2 separate regions of the Homo sapiens genome follow, and region 1 is linked to region 2. A link is a contact called in ENCODE Hi-C or POLR2A ChIA-PET data. All regions are on one chromosome and are shown on one strand. Each heading gives the region's core, a stretch centred on a gene start or an enhancer-like site at or near the end of the contact. The rest is flanking DNA. Distances are from core to core; before and after follow the strand shown.

Region 1 (4,303 bases), core at 377-2,876, 170 kb after region 2:
TAACTCCTTAACTCAGACGAGTAAAAAGGTTTCTCTCTAAGGCCAGTTTGGATCAATTGCTAGGTGGCTGCCTGGAGTTAAGGATTTGCAAGTGCCGCTCAAGTTTGTTGAGCAAGAATGTTGTGATCGATTGGCAATGTCCGGCGTGGGTGGAGCAGGTGTCTGCCAAACCGCTCTGGACCTGAGGTTTCTAATCATCAGCCTCTACTCATTCTGCTCTCCTCTGCCATTCTGGAGTCTCTCCTCTGATGAGCACTGTTTGCCTGAGGCTGGATTTTTGCAACTTTAAGGGGCTTTGATTATCACCTTTCTGACTTGGCAGGATCATCTTTGCCTTCAGAAATAATGCTAAGGCTTTGGGAGGCTGAGGCGGGAGGATCGCTTAAGCCCAGGAGTTCAAGAGCACCTGGGCGACATAGACCGACCCTGTCTCCATTAAAAAAAAAAAAAGAAGGCCAGGCATGGTGGTTCGCACCTATAATCATAGCACTTTCAGAGGCTGAGGCAGGAGGAGCCCTTGAGCCCAGGAGTTCAAGACCAACCTGGGCAACATAAGGAGACCCTGTCTCTTTTTCAATTTTATAATTTTATATAAAAAAATTAATAAATAAAAATTAAAAAAAAGATGCTAATAGTCTGGTGAAGAGCTTCATTTTCTAGATACGAAATCTCATTGTTAGGCAATTTAGATACCTTAAAGTTATCACTGACTCACCCCATCATATAGGCTTAGAAAAGTGAGTTGAGGTTGGGGTCAGTGGCTCACGCCTGTAATCCTAGCACTTTGGGAGGCCGATGTGGGTGGATCACCTGAGGTCAGGAGTTCCAGACCAGCCTGGCCAACATGGTGAAACCTCATCTCTACTAAAAATACAAAAATTAGCCTGGTGTGGTGCTGGGCACCTACAATACCAGCTACTCAGGAGGCTGAGGCAGGAGAATCACTTGAACCTGGTGGGCCAGAGATTGCAGTGAGCCGAGATCGTGCCACTTCACTCCAGCCTGGGTGAAAGGGCGAAAGAGTGAAACTCCATTTCCAAAAAAAAAAAAAAAAAAAAAAGGAAAAGAAAACAAAAGAAGTGAGTTGAAGGTGAAAGCTCGAAACTTTTACTTCTGTGCACCTGGGAGCCCCTCTATAGCTTCTTTCCCTCTTCCCTAGGGGCTCCTCGGTTTACAGGAATTCTCAGGGAAATCACTCCAGCAGCCAAACTTCCATACTGGGATGGACAGACCCAGAGCAGTGGCACATCGGTATCGCCTGGAGGGCGTGTTAAAACACGGATTCCTGGGCCCCACCCCCAGGGTTTCTGCTTCAGGCAGTCTGGGGTAAGTCCCAGGAATTTGCATGTCTGGTTTCCACTACTTTGACAACCACTAACCTGGAGAGTACTTGTAATGGCTGGTTTAGAGCATGGGCTTGTTTACAGATGGTGTGTGTGGCCAGTTTCTCTATCTGTGGGGAAGGGATTCTGTCCTCAAATATTTAATGAGCATCTCGCACTGTGCTGCTGAGGGAAATGTAGAGGAATATTAAGCTTGTCCCTGGTAGACTTTGGAGCCTAATTTGGAATCAGTAAATTGCATTGCTGTGTGTAAAGTACTGCCCTCACCCCCTTAAGAGGATGTGGCAGAAGGCCTGAAGCAGTGACTAAGTCAGGGGAGGATTCCTGCGGCAGGTGATATTTGAAAGGAAACCTGAGGCTAAAAAGTTATTGGCTATGTGCACTTATGGGGGAAGAGAAACTCGGAGCAGAGCCTGTACATTAAAAGAGTCTGGAGATGCTGCACTAGGTGAGAAGAAAAGGTTTGTGTTTGTTCTGAGAATTCCATTGTGACTCCTATATGTAAACCAGAAAGTATCAGAGACAAAGTCTCAATCAACTTAGAGAGTTTGGCCAGGCAGGGTGGCTCACGCCTGTAATCCTAGCACTTTGGGAGGCCCAGGCTGGAAGATCGCTTGAGGCCAGGAGTTTGAGACCAGCCTGGCCAACATGGTGAAACACCATCTCTACTAAAAATACAAAAATTAGCTGGGTATGTGGTGTGCACCTGTAATCCCAGCTTCTTGGGAAGCTGAGGCACCAGAACTGCTTGAACCTGGGAGGCAGAGGTTGCGGTGAGCTGAGATTGCCACTGCACTCCAGCCTGCGCAACAGAGTGAGACTCTGTCCCAAAAAAAAAGAAAAATTTAGAAAGTTTATTTTGCCAAGGTTACAGGACATGCCCATAACACAGGCTCAGGAGGTCCTAACGACATGTGCCCAGGGTGGTCAGAGTACAGCTTGCTTTTATACATTTTAGGGAGACATAATACATCAATCAATACATGTAAGATTTTTTTTTTTTTTTTTTTTTTTTTTGAGACGGAGTCTCGTTCTGTCGCCCAGGCGGGAGTGCTGTGGCGCGATCTCCGCTCACTGCAAGCTCCGCCTTCCGGGTTCACGCCATTCTCCTGCCTCAGCCTCCCGAGTAGCTGGGACTACAGGCGCCCGCCACTGCGCCCGGCTAATTTTTTGTGTTTTTAGTAGAGACGGGGTTTCACCGTGGTCTCGATCTCCTGACCTCGTGATCCGCCCGCCTCGGCCTCCCAAAGTGCTGGGATTACAGGCGTGAGCCACCGCGCCCGGCCAATACATGTAAGATTTACTACATTGGTTCCATCTGGCAGAGCAGGACAACTCAAAAGGGGTAGAGGGGCTGCCAGGTCATAGGTACTCTACTCTAGGGGTACCTAGGGGCTGCCAGGTCATAAGTACTGCTATTCTAAAGCCTCCAAGTAACAGGCTTTAGAGAATAAACTGTAAACATTTCTTATCAGACTTCAGGTCAGTGTTGATGTTAATATTGGAGGGGTATGATGGGGCATGTCCAACCCCCACTTCCCTTCATGGCCTGAACCAGTCTTTCAGGTTAAATTTTAGGGTTCCCCGGCCAAGGAGGAAGTCCATTCAGATGGTTGCAGGGGCCCTTCAAATTTTATTTTTGGTTTATAGATATGAAATAAAGATGCAACTGTATAATGATCATGATGAAATGTGGGTGCTTACTGTGTAGTTGGTGCTGTGCTAAACATGTTACTCAAACATGTTACTTCCATCGTCTTATTTCTCATACCCATCCCATGAGGTGGAGGTCCAACTCTAATCCCCATTTGTAGTAGTTTGCCGAAGCCACAGTAACAAAGCACCATAAACTGGGTGGCTTAAACAGAAATTAACATAAATTATTGTCTCATGGTTCTAGAGGCTAGAAGTCTGAACTCAAGGTGTCTGCAGAGTTGGTTTTTTTTTTTTTGAGACAGAGTCTCACTCTGTCGCCCAGGCTGGATTACAGTAGCATGATCTTGGCTCATTGCAACCTCCACCTCCCGGGTTCAAGCAATTCTCCTGCCTCAGCCTCTTGAGTAGCTGGGATTAGAGGCACACGCCACCATGCCTAGCTAATTTTTGTATTTTTAGTGGAGACGGGTTTCCCATTTTGGCCAGGCTCTAACTCCTGACCTCAAGTGATCCATCTGCCTTGACCTCCCAAAGTGCTGGGATTACAGGTGTCAGCCACCACGCCTGGTCCTTATTCTTTCTTGCTTTCTAATGACTTAAAGCTAAACATATTTTCCAAACAGAAATCAGAGTGTGTGCTTTTTTACTCATGAACCAACAAGACAGAGTGCTGGTCATTTGGCCTATCCTTGGAAATCTGTGATGTCTGGACATCTTAAGCATAGCATGTAGATGAGTAATACTCAAGCTAGGTTCTGAAGCATAATTTAATTATACTCCTGCATGTTTAAAAGAATTCAGAACCTAAGAATTAAAAGCTGACCCAGAGGCAGGCACAGTGGCTGGCCGGGTGCGGTGATTCACTCCTGTAATCCCAGCACTTTGGGAGGCTGAGGCGGTGGATCACCTGAGGTCAGAGTTCCAGACCAGCCTGACCAACATGGTGAAACCCCATCTCTACTAAAAAACAAAAACAAAAAATTAGCCGGGCATGGTGGTGCACGCCTGTAATCCCAGCTATCCCAGCTACTCGGGAGGTTGAGGCAGGAGAATCGCTTGAATCCAGGAGGTGGAGGTTGCAGTGAGCCTAGATGGCGCCACTGCACTCCAGCCTGAGGGACAGAGCAAGACTTTGCCTCAAAAAAAAAAAAAAAAAAAAAAAAAGCTGACCCAGAGCCCTAGATCTCTTAACTTTTCACAGCCAAATCTTAAAAGGCTTCTCTGTGCTTTTTGTTCCTTTTCCTCACTATCACCTGCCCTTCTGACACTTTCTCCTCTACCTATGCCAGAAACTTAGAGGCCCA
Region 2 (4,288 bases), core at 975-3,474:
ATACCAGGAGAGAGCCTGCTGCTCTGCTGCCTTCATTAGAAACAGGCAGTCTCCTTGTCTAAAAATAGCAAAAGTGGGAGAGTGGGGAAGAGCAGCAGCCATGCTCAGGGCTGAAAGTGAGAAAGGCAGAAACAAGCAGATCTCTGAAAGCCTCCTGTATGGTGGCAGGCGGCTAAGCATTCTGGGTGCAGTGACTGTGGTCAAAGCTTTTCTACTTCCCTGGGTCCGTGTTGGGGGGTTTTGTAGATGTGTCCACACACTCAGCCAAGGGCTGAGCATGAAGGAGCCGCTCTGTCCTGGCAGGAGCATGAGATGTGCCACACGCTGATACTGTCCAGGCTGCAGCAGGAGCGCTAGTGCTAGTGCTTGAGAATTTCCACACCCTGTAGTATCCTCACCCACTCCCTGCCCCAACCAAAGGTGAGCTTTTTCCCAGTGGGGCACAAGGTGTTGGTTTGACCATCACTTCAGAAGCGCCTGGGTCACGCTGGAATGGGCTTGCCCTTAAGCAGAGTGTGGCTCTGGTACTAAACAAGTCTTTGCAGCCATTAAGTGAGACCAGGCTGTATTTGTGGGTGTTCTCTGCAGGTAGAGCTTTCCTGTCTACATTTGTTATCAGTTAATGTTCTGGTAGCTAAACTAAGAGCAGAAAAGGAATTCTTTCCAAGGTCTTACGATAAATCTGTCTATGCAAGCAGACCTCATCAAAGCCCCATGAAAACAGGCAGAGTCTCAGAGGTAAGAGTCCTGTTGATACTCCTGTTTGCTTATCCCAAAGAGCTTTACCCTCTCTTGGCCTTTCTTTCTCTTGTACTATCCAAACTGATCCTCTTGCTGGCCTTGTGAGATGGGCTGGGCATCTTTCCCACCCACAGATGAGGAACCAGGAGCTCAGTGTCATAACTTGCCCAGCATTGTAACCAGTAATCAGAGACGCAGAGCTTGTATCAAGGCCTCTGCCCTTCGCCTGGATATTCTCTGAGGTTTCTTCCCCACATGACAGTTTCTGAAGGGCAAAAACCTCCTAACATGAAGCAGCCTAAAATGTGGCATGAATTTAAGCAAACTTAGGGGGCAAAAAAAAGACTCCATTTAACTTTGATTTGGGAAACATTTTTCTTTGCATGACCCAGCAATTATGACTCTGAACCCAGAGAGGGAAATATAACCCTAACTCACTGTTGGCCAGGCAGTATACAATATTTATATAGTCACAATACTATAAACTCTATGTGTCAATTTTCTAATTTTAGAGCCAATCTGTGGACAAAGAGGGAGCAATTTTGTTATAGCTGCAAGATAGGATATAAATATGAACAGCCCTGACAAAGTAGAGATAAAAGTTGTTCGGTGTTTTTTAAGTGTGTCTAATATAAAGTGAGAGGGGAAAGCAGGGACAAAGATGAAATAATGTGGGGAGTTAAAGGATACGGTGTGTGGTTGATGGAATAAAAAAGCTCACTAGGTATGTTATTTACAGTTACAAAATAAAATATAAATAGCAAATGTTGGAAGAAGACACAGGGTAGAAGAGGGTAAATGTCCCTCATAGTGAATCAATGGATGCTACCTTAGGTTAAGAATCTTTTAACCCCTGATTCATCAAAAGACATGAAGGGAATCGCCAGAAAATATTAAAAGAGAAATCCCAAAAAGGGCTGCTGCCCCTAGGGAATGGCGGAGGGTGGGGGTGGGGAGGGCAGGAGGTTGTTGCTTTTCATCAGAAGTCATCTGTGTTGTGTGCTTTATTATGATGTTTATTACTTCGATTAAAACAAATTGAGGCAGTGAGAGAATGACTTTTAAAAGACAAAAACTGTGGATAGTACCATATGTTCCCTCAACAAATGCTCTCATGAGAATTAGCTATAAAACACTCATTAGGTCTGCAAACAGAAATCAGAGTGTTCCAGGCTATAAAATTATCAATGACTGTTTTCAGCAGTCCAGCCAGGCTAATGCTCTCCAATGAAGCCAAACTAATGTTGCTGATAACCAAAAGAATCTTTTTTTTTTTTTCTGTAAATGACAGAGGCCTGTGTGGCATCAGGGTGCCATTAACGTTTTCTCCTAGAGAGACAGCCAGGAAGAAAAATCGCTCCTCCTGTACTGCTCTCACCTGTGAGAAGTTTATGACTTGTTCGGAGAGCAGAGCACAGAGCCCGGGAAGAGTACTGGCAGTTTCTGTGTTTTTACAAGGGAAGAACATAGCTGAGTAGATTAACAGTTTCCTGTGTGGCTTGTTGCAAATTACATGCAATTAGCCCTCAGACAGCCTGAATCGAGAGAATTGTGGCAAAACTTGATGGTGCAGAACCTAGGCAGGCAGCCAGACTCCTAAACCCAGTCACGTAAATTTGCTGCTGTAACTGGATCTTCCCAAGCCACAAGTCTGAGAAATGGTGGGCACTCTGACCTGACCACTAGATTTTCAGGATATTCCTCCTAAGAGAGGTATCCTTGCTTCTAAGTGACCCCTAAAACAGAACCTAGGAAACTCTCAGCCAGATAAATTAGAAATTGATTCTAAATAGGCTTGTGCCCAGGAAATCAACAATGCAGTAAAAATATCAGGACAAAAGCAAGAATACTTCCCAAAGTCAGAACTGAGGAGCAATGAATATTAAATTGATCAATGGCATAGACATTTAAATGAAAATCCTTTTTTTAAATGTATATTACTGGCCAGGCACGGTGGCTCACGCCTGTAATCCCAGCACTCTGGGAGGCTGAGGTGGGTGGATCGCCCAAGGCCAGGAGTTCAAGACCAGCCTGGCCAACATGGTGAAACCCCATCTCTACTAAAAATACAAAAAAAAAAGTAGTTGGGCATGGTGGTGCGCACCTGTAGTCCCAGCTACTTGAGAGGCTGAAGCAGGAGAATCGCTTAAGCCCGGGAGGTGGAGGTTGCAGTGAGCCAAGATTGCACCACTGCACTCAAGCCTGGGTGACAGCGAGACTCCATCTCAAAAAAAAAAAAATTATATTACCTTTACTGCTTGGGGCATCTTCAAGAGAAGACTTTGCTGTAGACTATGGATGCATTTATTTGAATTAGATGACTTATTCTTGCGTTATCTCCTTACTCTTTTGATAATTACATTTCATTATTTTTTAAGCCACAATGGACATGCACATACATACTCCTGCATACAGTTTATAGGTTCTTGAGCCTAGGTAAGACTTTATGTCCTATGTGAAACATTTCTTGATTAGGAAAGTTACACCTTTCTCTTCAGTAGTGCATATAACCTTTACTAATCTCTCTTTGCTAAAAATAATGTGACAGTGTTAAACTGAAATATTTTTAGTATCTGTTTTGGCTGAGGCCCAAAACAAAAGTAAATGTGAGACTATAGCACTTGCAAAGGTCAAAACTGGTTTTTGAATGGCAGAAAATCAGCTCTACAGCCCTCAGCTGACTACCCACCTCCAGCCTTTAAAAGAGGTTATTGAGGCCAAGAAAAGAGTGGCAGTTAGAATGTGATCTTTAGAGAGAACTGTTGATCAGAGGTGTCTGTCCCCACCCAGGGACACTTGGGAGGGCTTGATAAGTGTCCTGTGGAGGATGTGGCTCATGCCTGAGATCCTATGATGGCAGAGCAAGGAGAGTTTGCTGTTTGGAGTTGGCTTCTGCTACTCACTTCCTATCTTTTTTCTGTGTGTGTGTTTTTTTTTTCTCCTTAGCACTTTTGACCAACATAATACATATTTTAAATACTTATCTCATTGTCTGTCTTCTTTAATACTATGTAAGTTCCATCAGGCACAGACTTTTAAAATTTGATCTCTGTATTCTAGGTGCTAGAATCCATTCTAGGTGCAGTGTGCATACATGGATACTCAATAACTATTTGCAGCTGGGAGCAGTAGTAGCTCATGCCTGTAATGGCAGTGCATTACAGGCCTGTGTGGCTTGTTGCAAATTGTGTGCAATTAGCCCTCAGACAGTCTGAATCGAGAGAACTGTGGCAAAACTTAATGGTGCAGCACATCGGCAGGCAGCCAGACTCTTAAACTCTTGGCCTTTGGGATGATAACTTGAGCCCAGGAGTTTGACACCAGCCTTGGCAATATAGGGAGACCTCATCTCTACCAAAAAAATTTTAAAAAGAAACACCAGGCATGGTGGCACATGCCTTTAGTCCCAGCTACTTGGGGGCTGAGGCAGGAGGATCATTTGAGCTCAGGAGTCCAAGGCTGCAGCAAGCCAAGATTGCAACACTGCACTCCAGCCTGGATGACAGAGCAATACCCTGTCTCTAAAAAATACAAATTAAATAACTAA

Evidence for each region. A loop is a pair of places that touch in the nucleus more often than their neighbours do. ChIA-PET counts read pairs that join two places held with the same protein, here RNA polymerase II (POLR2A). Pooled maps may share reads with other maps.
Region 1: a loop to region 2 is called in a pooled map, with 2.1 times the contacts of the local background. The contact joins two enhancer-like sites. A Hi-C loop is called at or near these places in 5 of 50 pooled maps. POLR2A ChIA-PET finds 5 or more read pairs at or near these places in 3 of 52 experiments (A549, activated CD4-positive, alpha-beta T cell and activated CD8-positive, alpha-beta memory T cell).

What each region holds. Positions count from the first base shown.
Region 1 is chr9:69,154,190-69,158,492 of GRCh38, forward strand. It overlaps a transcript of TJP2 not described here. Among named protein-coding and RNA genes, the nearest start is that of TJP2, 18 kb to the right of the region's middle. RefSeq lists an enhancer at 1,191-1,250. Within about 2 kb of position 1,627, at least 4 of the 41 ENCODE cell types and tissues checked have a DNase peak (open chromatin) inside an H3K27ac peak, as active enhancers do.
Region 2 is chr9:68,979,792-68,984,079 of GRCh38, forward strand. The region is part of intron 14 of PIP5K1B (phosphatidylinositol-4-phosphate 5-kinase type 1 beta); the gene reads left to right. Among named protein-coding and RNA genes, the nearest start is that of PRKACG, 32 kb to the right of the region's middle. Within about 2 kb of position 2,225, at least 4 of the 41 ENCODE cell types and tissues checked have a DNase peak (open chromatin) inside an H3K27ac peak, as active enhancers do.